Regions from separate parts of the Homo sapiens genome. Here region 1 is linked to region 2. Evidence: chromatin loops called from intact Hi-C (ENCODE). Cell type or tissue: natural killer cell. All regions are shown on one strand. Links, peaks and the distances in the headings refer to the core of each region. The heading gives the core; the rest is flanking DNA.

Region 1 (4,390 bases), core at 130-4,129, 110 kb after region 2:
TAATTCCAGCTGCTGGGGAGGCCGAGGCAGGAGAATCACCTGAACCTGGGAGGCGGAGGTTGCAGTTAGCCGAGATTGCACCACTGCACTCCAGCGTGGGCGACAGAGCAAGACTCCGTCTGAAAAAAAAAGTAACGTTTTACAACAGAAGCAACTTATTCTCAATTGCTTTTTTTACACCTTAAAATTGAGCTGAAATTCACATAACATAAAACTAACCATGAAGTGTACACGGTAGTGGCATTTCGTGCATTCACAATGTTGTGCAACCATCACCTCTGTCTAATTCCAGAACATTTGCATCCCCCAAGAGGAGACCCTGTCCCCATCAGCAGCCACTCCCCATTCCCCTCCCCCAGCCCCTGGCAGCCACTCATCTGCTTCCTGTCTCTCTGGATTTGCCTGTTCTGGGCATTTTGTATCAGTGGAATCTCACACTATGTGGGCTTTCGCGTCTGGCTTCTCTCACTCAGAATGTTTTGGGGGCTCATCCACATTGTAGCATGGATCAGTGCTTCATTCCTTTTCATGGCTGAATAATATTCCATTGTATGTATGGATCACAGTTTTCTTATTCATTCTCTAATGGACACTTGGGTTGTTTCTACTTTTTGGCTGTTATGAATAGTGCTTTGATGAACATCCCAATTGTTTTTTGAGACAGTCTCACTCTGTCGCCCAGCAGGTTGGAGTGCAGTGGAGCAATATTAGCTCACTGCAGCCTCTGCCTCCCGGGTTCAAGTGATCCCCCTGCCTCAGCCTCCCGAGTAGCTGGGATTACAGGTGCACTCCACCATGCCTGGCTAATTTTTGTTGGCCAGGCTGGTCTGGAAGTCCTGGGCTCAAGTGATCTGCCCGCCTCGGCTTCCCAGAGTGCTGGGATTACAGGCATAAGCCACTCACTGCTCTGGGCCCCCAGTTTCTTTAAGCAAGCAAACAATAATAAAAGTTAATTGCCAAAACTTTTCCTCCAGGCAACAACCTTTCAGGGACCTCTCCCACTTAAAAAAGCACCAAAGGAGATGCACATTTACATTTAAGAAAGGCCCAGTTCAAGGTCAGGTCGTGGGCAGACACCCTCCCTCCGCCCGTGCTGAAGTTAGCTCCTGGTGGGGCAGTTGCTGGTGACGTCAGGATTCTGTAAAAACATGGAATTTCTCCACCCCCAACCTGCCTCCCAGAGACCAGCGGAATTAAGTAGAATGAATGGGCTTGTTTCCTTGGATTTTTTTTCTCTCTCTCTCTCATTTATTTATTTAGAGACAGGGTCTCTCTCTGTTGCCTAGGCTGAAGTGTAGTGGCATGATCTTAACTCACTGCAACGTCCACCTCCTGGGTTCAAACAATTCTCAGCCTCCCCAGCAGCTGGGACTACAGGCATGCACCACCACACCGGGCTAATTTTTTTTTTCTTTTTTTTTTAAATTAGAGACAGGGTTTCGCCATGTTGGCCAGGCTGGTTTCAAAATCCTGACCTCAGGTGATCTGCCCGCCTTGGCCTCCCAAAGTGCTGGGATTACAGGCATGAGCCACCGCACCCAGCCTAGAAATTATGTTTAGATTAATTTTTTAGTGATTATTATTCAGCCAGGCACAGTGGCTCATGCTTGTAATCTCAGCACTTTGGAAGGCCGAGGCGGGTGGATCACCTGAGGTCAGGAGTTCAATAAATTATTATTACTATTATTATTTTAAGGACAGGGTCTTGCTCTGTTGCCCAGGCTGGAGTGCAACGGTGCAATCATAGCTCATTGCTGTCTCGACCTCCTGGCCTCTAGGGATCCTTCTGCCTCAGCCTCCTAAGTAGCTGGGACCACGGGTGCACATCACCATGCCCAGCCCTGTCTCCCTCTCTCACTAATGGGCACCATTCCTTCACTGAGCACCTACTATGTGTCAGGCATAGCCCAGATTCCATCCATTTGAGATAGAGCCCGGCCAAGATAGCTGCTAAGAGCCCAGCTCTACAGAGGAGGAAAGAGACTGAGAGCCGCCTTCCCGTGCCTGAGGTTGACAGTGGTGACATAAGGAACTGAGCTTAGATTTGTCCAGGGCCCCTGGCCAGTGCCTCCCGAGTCACTGAGAGCTCAGATCCAAGCATCAGGGAATAGCAGCCCCGCCAGCAATTCTTGTACAGATGCAGGGAGGGAGGTTGGTGGGAACGGCCTCCAACTTCTGAGATGAGAAACCCTTCCTTCGACAAATCTCTGTATGACTCAAAACGAGCTCCCGGCAAGGTGGCCCGAGTCACCACCAGGGCACATTGAGGAAATGAGATGTCAGGATGTGTTTGCGGTTTGGGGTTCAACGGAAACACACCAGGAATGTGGAGAATTCTGCCCCAAGAGCCAGGATCGGTGCCTCTGAGTTACATTAAAGCCAAGAGGAGTGGGATGGGGCTGGCCAGACTTCTGATTCCTGAGTTTTTTCCCTGGAGCTGGAACATCTCATAGCTCCGAGGCTGCAGACGAGGGCTTGGCTGTGAAGTGTGTCTCTCGATCTTGGGACAGTCCCCAGAAAGGCCAACCTGGGGTCAAGGTTGAAAGTGGAGGGCAATTCAGGAGGCAGCCTGCGGAGTTACAGCAGCCTGCTGAGTGGCGCCTGGCATTCGGTGGGCGAGGCGCTATTTCCTGAATGACTGTGTCCATTTAGAGCCACGTGTCTCGGCGAGTGGCCCATGGACGGATGCATGGCCGAGCCAGAGTGCCTGCTCGTGTGCCAGCTCCCGGACCCTGCCAGAGGGCCCCCAGTTGGGATTCTACCCACTCGAGAGGATGCGGGTGGAGGGAGGCTGAGCACCCAGCAGGGTGGCAGGAAACAGCACTCTCGGTTTACTTTTCTCACCAGCCCTGGTGGGAGGGAGCTGTGGCTCAGAGAGGGCCAGGCGTGCGCCCAGGGCCATGGCCAGGGGCAAGGGGCAGAGGTAGGGGCAGCCAGGGCTGAGGGACTCTGAATGCTGTCTACGCTGCATACTACGTGCTCTACCCAGCATCTCCAGGCAGCCAGGGCCAGCGGATCCAAGTCCCCGTCTACACTACACGCTGCACACTCTACCCAGCATCATCTTGGCCTTGAGGTCAGAAATTCTGTCATCCCAGGAATCCTTGGATTTTGTGTGTTGCTCTCTGTGACTATGACAGGGGAGTAAAACCACTGTCCCCTTCACGGTCCTGACCCCTTGTCAACCAGGTCCCCCGAGTCATTCAGCACCCCTCTCTGCTGCTGCCCAGTCTAGTGGGAAGGAGGAGCCAGCCACAGATCTGGCGCTCCCACCCTGTGAGGTCCAAGCTGGCACGGGGCAGGCTGGGGTGCTTCTATGGGAATCAGGGCAGGCTTCCCAGTGGAGGTGATGCCGGAGCCAGGCCTTGGGGGGCGGACTGGCATCTGCCCCACGGACACACAGGAAGGGCTTTTTGCCATGAGGAACAGCCTGTGCAAAGATGTGGGATTGGGGAAGGGTCACAGGAGTTGGAGGACCTGGAGATGTGGATGGGAGCAGGGGATGCTGTTGTGGGAGGGGTCCTGACTAAAGCTGGGGACACGTGGCAGCCCCCCAGAAGCGGACCTCCAGTGGAGTCCCCACTGGCAGCCTTGAAGCTGTGGGGAGCAGCCACTCTTGGTGTTCCCCACAGTGATCTTGGGGGAATCATCCACTCTAGAAGCTACGAGCCCACAGGAGCCCTCAGAACTCACTAGGGCAACATCCAGAAGAGCCCATGCACATCTCATATCTGCAGAGAGAGCCCCAGGTGCACTGAGTCCCTGCACAAAGCCGGACTGGTCCCCACTCAGGAGCTTAGGCCCCTAAAGGACCTTCCCACTGCTAGAATGTTTTTTTGTCTTTTTTTTTTTTGAGGTGGAGTGTTGCTTTTTTGCCCAGGCTGGAGTGCAATGATGCGATCTCAGCTCACTGCAACCTCCGCCTCCCGGGTTCAAGCGATTCTCCTACCTCAGCCTCCTGAGTAGCTGGGATTATAGGTGCCTGCCACCATGCCCAGCTAGTTTGTTTTGTGTGTGTGTGTGTGTGTGTGTGTGTGTGTGTGTGTGTGTGTGTTGTCTTTTTTTTTTTTGTATTTTTAGTAGAGATGGGGTTTCACCATGTTGGCCAGGCTGGTCTCGAACTCCAGACCTCAGGTGATTCACCTGCCTCAGCCTCCCAAAGTGCTGGGATTACAGGTGTAAGCCACTACACATGGCCTTTTTCTTTTTTTCTTTTCTTTTCGTTTTTTTTGAGACAGGGCCTCACTCTGTTGCCCAGGCTGGAGTGCAGTGATGCGATCGCGGCTCACTGCAGCCTCTACCTCCCTGTTTCAAGTGATCCTCCCACCTCAGCCTCCCGAGTATCTAGGATTACAGGTGCACGCCACCAGGCCCGGCGATTTTTTGTATT
Region 2 (4,390 bases), core at 250-4,249:
CTAATTTTTATATTTTTAGTAGAGATGGGGTTTCACCATGTTGGCCAGGCTGGTTTAGAACTCCTGACCTCAGGTGATCTACCCACCTCAGCCTCCCAAAGTGCTGGGATGACAGGCGTGAGCCACTGCACCCAGCCTCCTGTTGTGTGGTTTTTTTTTTTTGAGACGAAGTCTCACTCTGTAGCCCAGGCTGGAGTGCAGTGGCGTGATCTTGGCTCACTGCAACCTACGCCTCCTGGGTTTAAGCATTTCTCCTGCCTCAGCCTCCAGAGTAACTGGGATTACAGGTGCACGCCACCGCACCCAGCTAATTTTTTTGTATTTTTAGTAGAGACAGGGTTTCACCATGTTGGCCAGGCTGGTCTTGAACTCCCAGCCTCAGGTAACTGCCTGCCTCGACCTCCCAAAGTGCTAGGATTACAGGTGTGAGCCACCGTGCCTGGCCTGTTTTTTTTTAATCTTAGAAATTGTAGGCCAGGCGCGGTGGCTCACGCCTGTAATCCCAGCACTCTGGCAGGCCGAGGCGGGTGGATCACGAGGTCAGGAGATCGAGACCATCCTGGCTAACATGGTGAAACCCTGTCTCTACTAAAAAATACAAAAAATTAGACGAGTGAGGTGGCGGGCACCTGTAGTCTCAGCTACTTGGGAGGCTGAGGCAGGAGAATGGCGTGAACCCGGGAGGTGGAGCTTGCAGTGAGTGGAGATCTCACCACTGCACTCCAGCCTGGGCGACAGAGCAAAACTCCATCTCAAAAAAAATAAAAAAAATAAAATAAATAAATAAAAGAAATTGTATTTCAACATGCACCTCTAACAGTTAAGACCGTTTTCCTTTACATAACCACAATGCCTTATCACACCTTACACAACTAATAATAACGCCTTTGGTATTGGTATTATCTGATAACAAGACCATATTCACATTTCCCTGATTGTCTGCAAATGTCACCTTGCATTTGGTCATTAGGTTTCCTAAGTCTTTAAAGAAAAAACAAAACTTCTCATTTTGAGATGATGGTAGACTCACTTGCAGTTGTTGGAGAGTCTGGGCGGGCGCGGTGGCTCACGCCTGTAATCCCAGCACTTTGGGAGGCCGAGGCAGGCAGATCACCTGAGGTCAGGAGTTCAAGACCAGCCTGGCCAACGTGGTGAGACCCGGTCTCTACTAAAAGTATAAAAACTAGCCGGGCACGGTGGTGGGTGCCTGTAATCCCAGCTACTCGGGAGGCTGAGGCAGGAGAATTGCTTGAACCTGGGAGGCGGAGGTTGTAGTGAGCCAAGATTGCACCACTGCCATCCAGCCTGGGCAACAGAGCGAGACTCTTGTCTCAAAAAAAAAAGAGCCTGTACCATTTATCCAGTTTCCTCTGAAGCAACATTTGCATAATGGTGGTACAGTATTGCATCTGGGATATTGATGATGATGGCTATGTTCAGGTTCTGAAGGAAGAGTCCTGGATTCTCTGGGGACCCAAATGACCACCTTGCGAGACCAGCAGAAGTTGGACATGCCCTGGCCAGGCGTGGTGGCTCACGCCTGTAATCCCAGCACTTTGGGAGGCTGAGGCGGGTGGATCACCTGAGGTCAGGAGGGCGAGACCATCCTGGCCAACATGGTGAAACCCTGTCTCTACTAAAAAATACAAAAATTTAGCCAGGTGTGTTGGCATGCATCTGTAATCCCAGCTACTTGGGAGGCTGAGGCAGGAGAATCACTTGAACCTGGGAGGCGGAGGTTGCAGTGAGCCGAGATCGCACCATTGCACTCCAGCCTGGGCAACAAAGTGAGACTCCGTCTCAAAAAAAAAAAAAAAAAAAAAGAAGATGGACATGCCTGGGGCTCACGGCCTCCGTCCAGCCCAGACAGAACTCAGGGCCTGCAGTGGGGCATGACACAGGGGTAAGGCATGCGTTCCCTGCCCTGGAGAGGAACCGAGAAGCAATAGAACCACCCCTGAGAGTTTAGACATTCAGCAAAGCAGCAAGGTGAATGACATGGACTGGGGAGGGCATCAGAGCACGGAATCAAGGTTTGAAAGCTTTTTTTTTCTTTTTTAAGAGACAGCTCTGTTGCCCAGGCTGGAGTGCAGTAGCACGATCATAGCTCACTGCAGCCTTGAACTCCTGGGCTCAGGTAATCCTTCTGCCTCAGCCTCCTGAGTAGCTGGGACCACAGGCATGTGCCACCATGCGTGGCTATTTTTTTTTTTTTGTAGAGATAGGGTCTTGTTGATAGCCAGGTACAGAACACGTCCCTCCTGTTGCCCTTTTATAGCCACACCCACTTCCCTCCCAGCCCATCTCTTCCTTATCCCCGGCAACCACCACTCTGTTCATTTCTACAATTTTATCATTTTAATGATGTTATGTGATGGAATTATTCAGTATGTAACCTTTGAGGTTTGGCCTTTGTCATTCAGCATAATTCTCTGGAGAGTCATCCAGATTATTGCATATGTGTCAGCTGTTCATTCCTTTTCATTGCTGAGTAGTATTCCATGGTGTGCTTGGACCACAGTTTGCTGAACCACTCACTTATTGGAGGACATCCGGGGTGTTACCAGTTTGGAGCAGTGACATATAAAGCTGTGGCCAACACTGCATACAGGATGTGGTATGAACATGACTCTTCATTTCTCCCGGGTAAATGCCCAGGACAGTTGCTGGTTCATGCGGTAGTTTCATGTTGTGTTTAGTTTTTTTTTGTTGTTGTTGTTTTAAGAAACTGCCAGTCTGTTTCCAGAGTCACCGTACCTTTTAACTTTCCCATCAGCAGTGTATGAGTGGCCCAGTTTGCCTGCATCCTCACCAGCATTTGATGTTGTCACTATTTGTTATTTTAGCCACTCTGATAGCGTGCAGTGGCATCTCACTGTGGTTTTAATTTGCATTCTTCTTTTTGCTAATGATGTTAAACATATTTTCATACGTTTATTTGCCATCTGCTATATTTCCTCTTTGGTAAAATGTCTTTTTGCCTTCAGATCTTTTGCCCATGTTCTTTTCTTCTTCGTGTTTTTTTGTTTGTTTGTTTGTTTGTTTGTTTGTTTTTTAAGAAATCAGATCTTGTTATGTTGCCCAGGCTGGTCTTGAACTCCTGGGATCAAGCAATCCTCCTGCTTTGGCTTCCTGAGTAGCTGGGACTACAGGTGTGCACCACGACGCCTGGCTAGTTTTTTAATTTCATGTAGAGATGGGGTCTCACTATGTTGCCCAGGCTGGTCTGGAACTCCTGGGCTCAAGCAGTCCTCCTGCTTTGGCCTCCCAAAGTGCTGGGACTACAGGTACGCACCACCATGCCTGGCTTGCCCATGTTCTAATTTGATTGTTTTCTTTTTTATGCTGTTGAATTTGAGAGCTCTCTAGTATATATTTTAGATAGTAGTCATTTGTTGGATATGTGCTTTGCAAACCTTTCTTTCTAGTCTGTAGCTTGCCTTTTCACCTTTTTATCTGGCTTTTTTTTTTGAGACGGAGTCTTGCTCTGTCACCCAGGCTAGAGTGCAGTGGCACAATCTCGGCTCACTGCAGCCTCTGCCCGCTGGGTTCAAGCAGTTCTCCTGGCTTAGCCTCCTGGGTAGCTGGGATTACAGGTGCACACCACTACACCCAGCTAATTTTTTTGTATTTTTAGCCATGTTAGCCAGGCTGGTCTTGAACTCCTGACCCCAGGTGATCCGCCTACCTTGGCCTCCCAATGTGCTGGGATTACAGGTGTGAGCCACCGCGCCCGGCCTTTCTCCCCCCCCCTTTTTTTTTAATACGGAATTTTGCTCTTATTGCCCAGGCTGGAGTGCAATGGTGCAATGGTGTGATCTCGGCTCACCTCAACCTCCATCTCCCGGGTTCAAGCGATTCTCCTGCCTCAGCCTCCCGAGTAGCTGGGATTACAGGCATGCGCCACCATGCCTGGCTAATTTTACATTTTTAGTAGAGATGGGGTTTCTCCATGTAGGTCAGACTGGTCTTGAACTCCCAAACTCTGGTGATCCTCCTGCCTCGGCCTCCCAAAGTGCTGGGATTACAGGCATGAACCACCACGCCAGGCCTTACATGGCTCTTTCACAGTGCAAACATAAAGTTTGTCTGCCAATCTTTCCTTTTGTGAATCGGGCTTTTGGTGTCAAGTCTAAGAACTCTTTGCTTTGCCCTAGATCCTGAGGATTATGTTTTACATTTGAATTCATGATCCACTTTGAGTTACATTTTGTACGAGGCATAAGACTTTTAGTTCGAGGCCCATGTTTTTCCTATGGATGCCGATTGCTCCAGTGCCCTTTGTGGAAAGGCTTTCCTTCCTCCTGAAATACTTTTGCACCTTTGTCAAGAAATCCACTGGGCAGATCTGTGTGTGTCTGTTTCTCAGATTCTACATTCTGTTCTGTGC

What was found. Hi-C counts contacts between places; a loop is a spot of excess contacts. Peaks named below come from ENCODE experiments on the same cell type or tissue, not always from the same donor. Only the 100,000 strongest peaks of a DNase experiment are listed, where the experiment ranks them.
Region 1: a loop joins it to region 2, with 4 times the contacts of the local background. A loop is called at or near these places in 2 of 110 quality-filtered maps.

What each region holds. Positions count from the first base shown.
Region 1 is chr19:16,336,975-16,341,364 of GRCh38, reverse strand. No RefSeq gene overlaps it. Among named protein-coding and RNA genes, the nearest start is that of KLF2, 14 kb to the right of the region's middle. In natural killer cell, for the core only: no CTCF peak of the experiment used is centred there; DNase peaks (open chromatin) are centred at 2,254 and 2,824; H3K4me3 peaks cover 1,525 bases; H3K27ac peaks cover 2,814 bases.
Region 2 is chr19:16,447,911-16,452,300 of GRCh38, reverse strand. All of the region lies in intron 1 of EPS15L1 (epidermal growth factor receptor pathway substrate 15 like 1), which reads left to right. Among named protein-coding and RNA genes, the nearest start is that of EPS15L1, 22 kb to the left of the region's middle. In natural killer cell, for the core only: no CTCF peak of the experiment used is centred there; a DNase peak (open chromatin) is centred at 2,670; H3K4me3 peaks cover 296 bases; H3K27ac peaks cover 2,428 bases.